Linked DNA regions of Homo sapiens: region 2 is linked to region 1. The links are chromatin contacts, found by POLR2A ChIA-PET in ENCODE. All regions are on one chromosome and are shown on one strand. The core of a region is the stretch at or near the end of the contact, and the rest is flanking DNA. Distances in the headings are between cores, read along the strand shown.

Region 1 (6,110 bases), core at 2,800-5,299:
TCAGCGCCCCCACAGCCACTTCTCCCCTTACAGCCCCTCCCCAGTCCATATCCACTGGAGAAGATGCACGGAAGGGCAGGAAGGGGCTGGCTGTTTCTATCAGCGTCACTGATAGGGCCTCTGAAATACGTTGTTGTACATGCCTCCCGAAGGGGCTGGCTGTATCTATCGGCGTCACTGATAGGGCCTCTGAAATACATTGTCGTACATGCCTCCTGAAGGGGCTGGCTGTTTCTATCGGCGTCCCTGATAGGGCCTCTGAAACACGTTGTCGTACCTGCCTCCCGAAGGGGCTGGCTGTTTCCATCGGCGTCACTGACAGGGCCCCTGAAATAATACGCTGTCGTACCTGCCTCCCGGAGGGGCTGGCTGTTTCCATCGGCGTCACTGATAGGGCCCCTGAAATAATACGCTGTCGTACCTGCCTCCCGGAGGGGCTGGCTGTTTCCATCGGCGTCACTGATAGGGCCCCTGAAATAATACGCTGTCGTACCTGCCTCCCGAAGGGGCTGGCTGTTTCCATCGGCGTCACTGATAGGGCCCCTGAAATAATACGCTGTCGTACTGCCTCCCGAAGGGGCTGGCTGTTTCCATCGGCGTCACTGATAGGGCCCCTGAAATAGTATGCTGTCGTACCTGCCTCCAGAAGGGGCTGGCTGTTTCCATCGGCGTCACTGATAGGGTCCCTGAAATAATACGCTGTCGTACCTGCCTCCCGAAGGGGCTGGCTGTTTCCATCGGCGTCACTGATAGGGCCCCTGAAATAATACGCTGTCGTACCTGCTTCCCGAAGGGGCTGGCTGTTTCCATCGGCGTCACTGATAGGGCCCCTGAAATAATACGCTGTCGTACTGCCTCCCGAAGGGGCTGGCTGTTTCCATCGGCGTCACTGATAGGGCCCCTGAAATAGTATGCTGTCGTACCTGCCTCCAGAAGGGGCTGGCTGTTTCCATCGGCGTCACTGATAGGGCCCCTGAAATGATACGCTGTCGTACCTGCCTCCCGAAGGGGCTGGCTGTTTCCGTCGGCATCACTGATAGGGCCCCTGAAATAATACGCTGTCGTACTGCCTCCCGAAGGGGCTGGCTGTTTCCATCGGCGTCACTGATAGGGCCCCTGAAATAGTATGCTGTCGTACCTGCCTCCAGAAGGGGCTGGCTGTTTCCATCGGCGTCACTGATAGGGCCCCTGAAATGATACGCTGTCGTACCTGCCTCCCGAAGGGGCTGGCTGTTTCCATCGGCGTCACTGATAGGGCCCCTGAAATAGTATGCTGTCGTACCTGCCTCCAGAAGGGGCTGGCTGTTTCCATCGGCGTCACTGATAGGGCCCCTGAAATGATACGCTGTCGTACCTGCCTCCCGAAGGGGCTGGCTGTTTCCGTCGGCGTCACTGATGGGGCCTCTGAAATACGTTGTCGCACGTGCCTCCTGGAGGGGCTGGCTGTTTCCGTCGGCATCACTGATAGGGCCTCTGAAATAATACGCTGTCGTACCTGCCTCCCGAAGGGGCTGGCTGTTTCCGTCAGCGTCACTGATGGGGCCTCTGAAATACGTTGTCGCACATGCCTCCTGGAGGGGCTGGCTGTTTCCGTCGGCATCACTGATAGGGCCTCTGAAATAATACGCTGTTGTACCTGCCTCCCGAAGGGGCTGGCTGTTTCCGTCGGCATCACTGATAGGGCCTCTGAAATAATACGTTGTCGCACGTGCCTCCCGAAGGGGCTGGCTGTTTCTATTGGCGTCACCGATAGGGCCTCTGAAATACGTTGTCATACCTGCCTCCCGAAGGGGCTGGCTGTTTCCCTCAGCGTCACTGATAGGGCCTCTGAAATATGTTGTCGTACCTGCCTTCCGAAGGGGCTGGCTGTTTCTATCGGCGTCACTGATAGGGCCTCTGAAATACATTGTCGTACCTGCCTCCTTGCTACATTTCTCTGGAGACACCGAGACAGGGTGGCAGCGCTGGCTTCATTTCCACTCAGCAGAGGGTGGTGCTCATTCCACATCCTTAGGACGATTTAGCTGATTCTGAGCGCCTGTCCTTGGGAATGGTGGATGAGTACAGAGGGCTCTTGGCTTTCTAAACATTTCCTGACCTGCTGGCCCAAGCCTGAAGCTCACAGTGGCAACATCAACTTCAGTCTGGGCCCTGGGCTCCTAAAACCAATTGAAGACCAAGGAGTGGAGATTCTTAAATTGGAGACTCCCAGAGGCGGACCCCAATTAGAAATAATTTATATCAACCCTCCCATTTGAGAGGACAAAACTGAGGCCTCTGGTGAGAAGGTGAGTTAATGGTGGTCTTCTGGCTTCACACGCGGGGGCTTTGCTCCGTACCCTGTTGTTCTCAGCCACTTCCCCAGCTCTTGGGGCCAGGGTGCCAGCTGACCTTAACCCAGCCCACACACCACTCCGAAGACACATTCTTCTAAGAGAAAGGGGAGCAGGGGAGGTTCAGGGATGGCAAGGCCCTGAAAACAAATGGGTATGTCCAGATCCCAGGCAGGGTGAGAAGCAGAGGCTCACTCTTAACCCCTCCAAGGTTGGCAAAGTGCCTAACAGTGCTGGTCTGAGGACAACTGTGAGGAACAAAAGGATAATGCGTGTCCAGCGCCTTGTTAGTTTCCAGCCTCTGATCTGAACAGTTTAATCTCTCTTACCAGCCTGCCCCTTTCCAATAGGATCTGGGGTTTTGGTTCTTTCCTTTCACTCAGACAAGTTATTTAACCTCTCAGAACCTCAGGGTTCCCTACAGAAAGTGGGGGTAACAGCACCTACCTCCTGGTGCTGATATTGTGAGTGGCAGGCATTGAATGAGTTAATGAATGCAACACTGGGCCTACAGTAAATGTTCTAGGCGTCTTTTTATTTGTATTGCAGTACTGGGTAGTGGGGCTGCAGAATCTCTGCAATACGACCAAACGCCTTAGGAGAATATCCACTGAGTGCCTACAGGGAGACAGTTCTAACCTCTCCCAGGGGTGCTGGTCCTTTCTCCCCTGCCAGGGAATGCTTGGGCGGCACCATCCTGAGCACTGCTAGTGGATTTCCATGCCTAGGACAGAGCGGCTGAGGACCTGGAGATTCACTCTTAGAACTTAGGCTACCGTGGGCATCTGGACAAACCAGTCCAGGTGCTGGACAGACCAGGGCAAAGACAGGCCAGCTGGATCATATCACTACCTCCCTTCCCACCTAAGAGGACTTTGGGTAAACTGAGGCCAGAAACATCAAGGGACTTGCCAAGGTCCTAAGAGTTGGTGGCCTAGCTGGAGCAATACAAATGATGTTTAATGAGCATTTACTAAGTGCTTTAACGGTACTGATTCATCGAATCCTCCCATCATCCTATGAGGTATTATCTCCGGTCATAGGAGGCCCAGAGAGGTTCTGGAGCTTGCCCAGGTCACACTGCGAGTCAATGGCGAAGGGCTGACAATAGCACCCAGGGCTCGCGGTGTCCTCGGGGCCCCATCCGCTGCACCACCCAGCCTCCTCCCTTTGGCTCACAGCCCAGCTTCCCTGTGCGTGGGATCCGGAAAGAAGATCCCACTTCAGTCTACAGAGCAATGTTCCATTGGATCCTATTACTGAGCCATCTCCTTCATCCCCCTTTCCGCCCCCTCCTCTAGGTTTCCGAGAGGGAGCAGCAGGGGATTGGCGCCCGTTTCCCCGCCCGACAGCCCCCCGACCCGTGGCCCCATTACAGCGCGTGGGCGGCGATCCAGCAGGAGGAGGCGCAGATCCACAGGCCGAAGGAGATGCAGACGCGGTGGCGGGCGAAGCAGCGGTCCAGGTAGTCCCAGTCCCAGAGCGCGGGCGCGGGGCTGGGCGCCTCCCCCATGGCGCGGCTGGGCGCGCGGCGCGGGGCCGGGGACCTGGGCGCAGCCTCCCTCGCCGCGGGCAAGCCCCGAGCGCCGCCGCCCCGCGTGCCCTTCTCTGGGTTCCGTTCCGCCGCGGCGCCTCCGGCCGAGCGCACCGACCGCGGGCAGAGAAGGGCGCGCTCCCGGGCGCGGGCGGCGGCGGCGAAGGCGCCGGGGAAAAGTTTCCGGGACCGCGCGCTCCCCACCCCTCGCGCTATTGTCGGGGGTCGGCAGGGCGGAGGCCGCCCCCCAGCGGCGGGAGCCGGGAGCTGCGCGCGCACAAAGACTGCGGCCCCCGCCCCCCGCCGACCTCTTCGCGGTCACCCACCTCCAACATCCTGGCCGGAGCGGGGCGGGCGGCTGGGCTCGCGGACGGCCGAGTCCCTGCCGGTCGCTGTAAGGCACGGCGTCCCTTCCTGCGTATTGTCCACATTTCCTGAGCCAACAGCAATTAGTTGCGCTGCTGAAGCGCATGGGTGCTGGGATCCCGAGGTGAAGGGGGCGTGGTCCTGATCGCCGACAGGGCGCAGTAAAAAGGGTGGGGTGCAAGACCAGGAAGGAGGAAACAAACGTGCCGGAGAACAAATACCCCCACATCTGCCTCTCACTCTCCTTTCTGAAGCTGCCAACGGCACCCTCCGCCCCCAGGCAGTCGCCCAAGCCCTGCTCCTGGATGTCATCCTAGCCCACGGCCCCGCAGCCAAGAGCTGGTTATCTCTGCAACCGGCCGCCTCCTGTCCAGCCACACACCGCACAGTTCAAGTACACAGGGCTGTTTTTCTTGAGAGTAAACTATTATTGTAATTTTTAAATCTCCTTATTGATTTTAGTAGGTTTGTTTAAAGCAAGACATGACTTGAAAACAATATTTCTATAGAAGGAGCAGGATTGAAAAAAAGAAAAAAAATCTTTTTTAATTTTCAAAAACTACAGCTTTATTTAGATATTATTTATATGCCATAAGCATAGTCTTTTTTTTTTTTTTTTTTTTTGAGACAGAGTCTCACTCTGTTGCCCAGGCTGGAATGCAATGGTGCGATCTCAGCTCCCTGCAGCCTCCGCCTCCCAGGTTCAAGCAATTCTCCTGCCTCCGCCTCCCAAGTAGCTGGGACTACAGGTGCCCGCCACCACACCCGAGTAATTTTTGTATTTTTAGTAGAGACGGTGTTTCACCATGTTGGCCAGGCTGGTCTTAAACTCCTGACCTCGTGATCTGCCCTCCTCAGCCTCTTAAAGTGCTGGGATTACAGGTGTGAGCCACCACATCCAGCCTACATAGTACTTTTAAAATGTACAATTCTGGCCAGGCACGGTGGCTCACAACTGTAGTCCCTGCACTTTGGGAGGCTGAGGCAGGCGGATCACTTGAGGTCAGGAGCTCAAGACCGGCCTGGCCAACATGGTGAAACACTGTCTCTACTAAAAATACAAAAATTAGCCGGGCATGGTGGTGCGCGCCTGTAATCCCAGCACTTTGGGAGGCCGAGGCAGGTGGATCACTTGAGGTCAGGAGTTTGAGACCACCCTGGCCAACATGGTGAAACCCCATCTCTACTAAAAACACAAAAATTAGCCAGGCATGATGGCAGGCGCCTGTAATCCCAGCTACTCGGGAGACTGAGGCAGGAGAACTGCTTGAACCTGGGAGGCGGAGATTGCTGTGAGCTGAGATGGCGCCACTGCACTCCAGCCTGGGCGACAGAGCAAGACTCCATCTCAAAACAAAACAAAAAATAAAATGTACAATTCAGCAGTTTTTAGTGTATCCATAGCGTTGTGCAACCAACATCACTGTCTACTTTTAGAACATTTTCATCACCCCCATCTGAAAAGAACCCGGCCCACTGGCAGTTACTGTCCACTCCCCTCAACACTCGCAGCCCAGGAATCGCAAATCTACCTTCTGTCTCTATGGATTTGCCCATTTTGGACATTCCACATCAATGGAATCATCCACTATATGACCTTTCTGTGACTTTCACTTAGCATGTTTTCAAGGTTCATTCATGTTGCTGCGTGTTATCAGTACTTCATTCCTGTTTATGGCTCATCATAATACATGGTATGGGTATTTTTATACCACATTTCGTTTATCCACTCATTAGTGGGATGTTTGGATTGCTTTCACCTTTGGGCTATTATGAATAATGCTGCTCTGAACATTTGTGCACAAGTTTTTGTGTGGACACAGGTTTCATGCTCTCTTGGGTATATACCTAGGAGTGTCCTTGCTGGGATCTGTGGT
Region 2 (5,472 bases), core at 658-3,157, 1.2 Mb after region 1:
TTAACAAAATGTGTTAACTGGAGTTTATCCACAGAATAAAAACTAGGTAGTGTTTAAATATTCTTTGAGAAGATGAATTTAAAGATACAGAAAACTGGCCAGGCACAGTGGCTCATGCCTATAATCCCCGCACTTTGGGAGGCTGAGGCGGGAGGATTGTTTGAGTCCAGAAATTCGAGACCAGCCTGGGCAACATAGTGAGACCTCGTCTCTACTAAAAATAAAAAAATAAAAAAATTAGCCAGGTGTGGTGGGGCACGCCGGTCACCCCAGCTGCTTGGGAGGCTTAAGTGGGACGATCGCTTGAGTCCAGGAATTCCAGGCCACCCTGAACCATGATCATGCCACGGCACTCATCCTGGGTGACAGAGAGTGACCTTGATTCAAACAAAAAACCAAATAAAATAAAGATAAAAATAAACCTTAAGGAAACCCTGCATGCTGGATGACCTTATTTTATAAAACCGTAATACACATATATGTGCACAAAAAAAAGTGGAATATATCAAAATTTTAAGTGGCTTTCTGGGTCTTTAATTTTCTCACTGCGCTCTTCTGAATGGTCCAAGTCAACAAAGAGCATGTATAACAATCATAAAAACATTTTTTTTTAATACAGTGGAACTGAGGCTTCCCAAATGGAGTGACGTGATGCGAGGACTTCTGCTGGAGAGTGACTGCCCGCTCTCCCAGCCCTCAGCTTCCCTCCAGCTAGCCCAGAGCCGCAGGTTTCTGGCCCAGGTGCAGGCGTGGTGTTTTTCAGAGCCCTCCACCCGTCTCCTTTCCTGACCTTAGATACTGGCTGGTCCCCGTTTGGCTCCAGATGGCGGGCGACCCAGTTCCTTCCCCTCCCAGCTTCCCTGGGCTGACTCCCTTTAAGCACCCATGGGCTTGAGCCAGCAGATTTGGAATTAATTGATTTATTGGGCAATGAATACACAATCTCATCCCTCCCACTCTGAAATTTAGCCAGAGGGCCTGCAATGCCACATTTTGCCAACAGGTGGTGCTGCCTAACACGAAAGCTCTCTGGCCCCGGGTCCTCAAGATGGACTTCGGGGATCATTAAAATAGCAGTCATTGGTGAGGGGCATCCTGACAGGGCACGGGGGACACAGTTACCGCCTAACACCACCACCACCACTACGCAACAACAGCCATTTCAGTACCAAGAACTCAGGAAGACACATCCAAATAAAGACCGTCCTTGAAACGGAATCTCTTTCATTTTAAGAAAAGCTCGGTCCTGCAGTTCTTATCATTTCACCTCAGGTGGCTGAAAACTTAACTCTAGACCGGCAGCGGCCCTGGACTGGCCTTCAAGAACCCTTGCTCTCGACAAAGACTCCAGCAGTTGGAGGTTCCTCCAACCTCCAAATGCAGTTTCTGTACAAATGAACTTGCTTCCAATTAAGGAAACCTTTTGTCCGCAGGGAGAGACGCACTAGGCCTTTCCTCCTTTTGTGGCTGCAGTGGAGCCGCCAGCCGCTTTCAAGCAGCCCCATCCTGAGCACCCAGATGCAACCCCACTACCCCTCTGGCTATTCCTGATGTCTTCCTTTGTCTACAAAGTCAAAAGAACTCAGCATTCCACACCAGCAGCCTCATGATCCAGGCCTGCCTCACGCGCCAGGATCACGAGAGCCGCCTCTAACCCACCCCCAAAACAACAAAAGGATGCGCTCTGGCCTTGCCAACTTCAGTGCCTGGGACAAGCCGGCTCGTGCCCGCCGCCTCGGCTGCAGGGCCCTCCACCTGCAGCGCTTTCGTCCCTACCTGGCGTTCACCGTTCTCACCCATCACATCAGCACAACGTGACCTTGTGGGGAGCCACCTCCTCTGCTCCCAAGACACCTGGTGCGTAACGATTACAGAGCACCCGTCCTGCCGTGATGCTGTCACAGTCCCCCAAAGGCTGTGGACCCATCTGGGGCACGGACTGTTTCTACTTGGCTTGTGTTTCCTCATCAGGGCTCCACACACAAAAAGCACCCGACACCTCCCCACTGAGTTGATTCTCCCTGTTGTTGATTCTGCCTGTTGTTGATTCTGCCTGTTGTTGATTCTCCCTGTTGTCGATTCTCCCTGTTGTTGATTCTCCGTTGTTGATTCTCCCTGTTGTTGATTCTGCCTGTTGTTGATTCTGCCTGTTGGCAAACACACCTGGGTCAGCGTTTCAACTTCCCAACTTAAGATCTTTTCAGTAAACCCAGGAGATGCTGGAAAAGCTGGCAGGCCGATTAGAAGCAAGAAAAACATAGCAGGAAACCCAGGGTTTAGGGAACTGTGTGTCTGGCAGGAAAAGTACACTGGGTTCCCTGCTCCCCTGAGAAACCTCGAGCTGCTTTGACATCCTCTGCCCCCTGCAAAAATCTTTCTGGATGTGTTGGCTCTGAAACAGATTTTTAAATGCTTGTAAAGCATACACACATCTGGATTGCTTACAAAAAATTGATGTGTTTTTTAAAATGAAGTAAAAACACCTATGATCTATAAATAGGATAATTGTGAGCAAAAGAATAAACTTTCTGAAACAGAAGGAAAATGAGAAAAGTAAAACACAATTCTATGCGCAGAGTGTGGTCAGTGTATAATGTGAGCTATTGATTAATAGAAACAGGCAGGAACACGGGGAAATAACATTTATAATAACTACTGTTTGGTGGGAACTGACTGTGGCCCATACTCTAAGCAAAATGTTTCACCTTCACAACCTCAGTCAGTCCTCACAACCCTTCTATAAGGCAGGAATTACTCCATCAGTTTACAGACTCAGAAAGGTGAAATAACATTTCTAAGACGAAACAGAGCTAGGAATGAAATCCAGGTCTAACAGCAATGCTCAACACTCACTTAATATGAACTTGTTCTGGCTGGATGCGGTGGCTCACGCCTGTAATCCCAGCACTTTGGGAGGCCGAGGCGGGCGGATCATGAGGTCAGGAGTTCAAGACCAGGCTGACCAGTATGGTGAAACCCCATCTCTACTAAAAATCCAAAAATTAAAAATCCAAAAATTAGTCGGGTGTGGTGGTGTGCGCCTGTGGTCCCAGCTACTCAGGTGGCGGAGGCAGGAGAATCACTTGAACCCAGGAGGCAGAGGTTGCAGTGAGCCGAGATTGCACCACTGCACTCTAGCCTGGGCAACAGAGCAAGATGCCGTCTCAAAAAAAAAAAAAAAAAAAAAAACTTGTTCCCTTTTGTGATATATTTGACTAGGTATTTTAAATCACAGTTAAAATAATAGAATTCCTGCCTTTGCAAACGGCATATGCAAAGCTCCCAGGCCTCAGAACTTCTGAGCCTCGGGGCCTACCCACGAAGGCCAGCCTACAGCCAGACACACACGTGGCCCAGACTCACCCTGAATGGCCTCTGTTTTGTTTTCAATAAACCCGAGTCATTAAGCTTACTTTCTTATGATTTACCTCTTTTCCTAAAGTTCACATGATCATATGTGAAGCTCAAAGAGCTAGTTTCCTTGATTGATCCAGTAATTTCCTGGAAAGCAGTAAGAAACCGATGAATAATCTAACATTTTGTAATGGGCCAAGGATATTAATAGGCAACTCATTAAAAAGGAAATACAAATGGCTCAACTTATTTTTGAGTTTATTCGTAAGAGAAATGCATATTAAAACTATAGAAACACTATTTTCTACCAGTCAGTCTGCCAAAGATCAGAAAACTCCTTAACACATGGAAAGCTCCCTTGCACAGGTGGTGTGACAACTGAGAATGTCCCTCCGCTGAGAGCAGGTTCAGCACCACCCACCGCCATGGCACACGCCCTTTGACCTAGCAGTCCCACTGCTGGGAACTCATCTTCAGATTGACGTGCGAGTGAAAAACAGCCCACATACACAATTTACTGAGGCAATGGTTGTAATTGCGAAGGACTGGATGCAACTAAAATTGCCCTTCATCAAAAGGAACCCAGTTAAGTAGGTTATGGTACACCCGTGCATCCACGCAACCCGAAAGAATGGGGAAGCCCAGCCGGGCGCGGTGGCTCATGCCTATAATCCTAGCACTTCGGGAGGCTGAGGCAGGCGGATCACCTGAGGTCAAGAGTTTGAGACCAGCCTGGCCAACATGGAGAAACCCCATCTCTACTAAAAATACAAAAATTGGCTGGGTGTGGTGGCACGTGCCTGTAATCCCAGCTACTCAGAGGCTGAGGCAGGAGAATTGCTTGAACCTGGGAGGCAGAGGTTGCAGTGAGCAGAGATCGCACCACTGTACTCCAGCCTGGGCAACAAGAGCAAAACTGTCTCAAAAAAAAAAAAAAAAAAAAGAATGGGGAAGCACGTTCAGTATTGCTATGGAATTCTTCAAAATATTATTAAGTAAAAACAAAAACAAGCACTACACAAGAAACTGGTGATACAGGCGTCTCTGCACTGGGGAAGTGGACGGCCGCGGTGGGTGATACCCAGTCATTTCACTGTACACTCCTCAGTGCCTTTTCAATTTTGAACCGTATGAACATGAGTTATTCAGAAAAGCAATTAAAATACCTAACATATTGAAGGGTTCCTTGTTGCTAACATTTCTGGCTTGGTTCTATTTAACTGGGTTGCTGTACTCTCTCCTGCAGTATATATCCTGCCTTACAGAAGTCCACGCGGCAAGTGAAATCCAGGCAGTGTGAAAGTCACTGACCAGACCGGCGGGGACTCTGGCCCCGCTGCCGGCCGTGTAAGGGAAGAGGCCTCCCGGTGTCCAGGCCTGCGCGCCCTCCCGCTGCCTCCAGGTGGTGCTACAAGGCCTGCTGCCCGGAGCAGATGCTGGTGGCCTGGGGAGCCTCGCTTGGGGCCTGGAGCTTGCTGACTAACAGGCAAAGAAACAGGCAGGCACAAGTAAGTAACATAAAATAGAAACTAACTTTATTTCTCTGGAAGAAGCAGGTACTGAATGCCGGAGCAGCAACTTCGCCAACAGGCTGGTGGGAAAACATGGAACCGCGTGGGGGAATTGGGTGGAAGAGGAAGCACTGATGTCCCTCCAGGGCGGCTGCCCCTTGGTCTCCTTCCAGCCCTGGGGCCTTGGGCCCTGGTCCCCGCCAGAGAATGGTCTGGCACCCTTTCTCCGCTTCCTGAGCCACCTCAGGCTATTTCCAGGCACAAGATCCTGAGGCCAGCCAAGTCCCATTCAAGTCCATGGTAAGGCCACAAGTCACATTCTGCCCGACACCCCAGCTGCTGCCAGGGGCCCCCTGGAAGAAGGCCCAGTCCTAGGAGGTCCCACCGGGTGCCGGTCCGCCTCTCCCTGTGGCCAACACATCCCGCCTGCCCAGGTCCAGCCTGGTTTCCTCCCAGTCTGTCACCCAGGGCAGGGCCTGGGGGTACTACTCCACCCACAGGCCCCGCCCAGGACCAGGGCCAGAGGCAGGTCATACCCAGAGCCTGCTGGGGCAGCCCTCAAGCCTGTCTTCACCCGGCCCCTTCCACATCTTGGCAGGGGCACCGG

The links. ChIA-PET counts read pairs that join two places held with the same protein, here RNA polymerase II (POLR2A).
Region 2: POLR2A ChIA-PET joins it to region 1 with 11 read pairs in activated naive CD4-positive, alpha-beta T cell. The contact joins the promoter of LINC01983 here to the promoter of TMEM44 in region 1. POLR2A ChIA-PET finds 5 or more read pairs at or near these places in 2 of 52 experiments (activated T-cell and activated naive CD4-positive, alpha-beta T cell).

Annotation. Positions count from the first base shown.
Region 1 is chr3:194,629,370-194,635,479 of GRCh38, forward strand. TMEM44 (transmembrane protein 44) reads right to left here and starts at 4,050. Exons shown (of 10, transcript NM_001011655.3): 1 at 3,710-4,050. The coding sequence starts at 3,846. It overlaps TMEM44-AS2 (TMEM44 antisense RNA 2), which reads left to right and starts at 3,559. Exons shown (of 2, transcript NR_186047.1): 1 at 3,559-3,798. RefSeq lists a silencer at 3,819-4,248.
Region 2 is chr3:195,858,497-195,863,968 of GRCh38, forward strand. It overlaps LINC01983 (long intergenic non-protein coding RNA 1983), which reads right to left and starts at 1,908. Exons shown (of 2, transcript NR_134939.1): 1 at 1,777-1,908. It overlaps TNK2 (tyrosine kinase non receptor 2), which reads right to left. Exons shown (of 16, transcript NM_001382273.1): 16 at 4,868-5,472. RefSeq lists enhancers at 1,295-1,819, 1,820-2,342.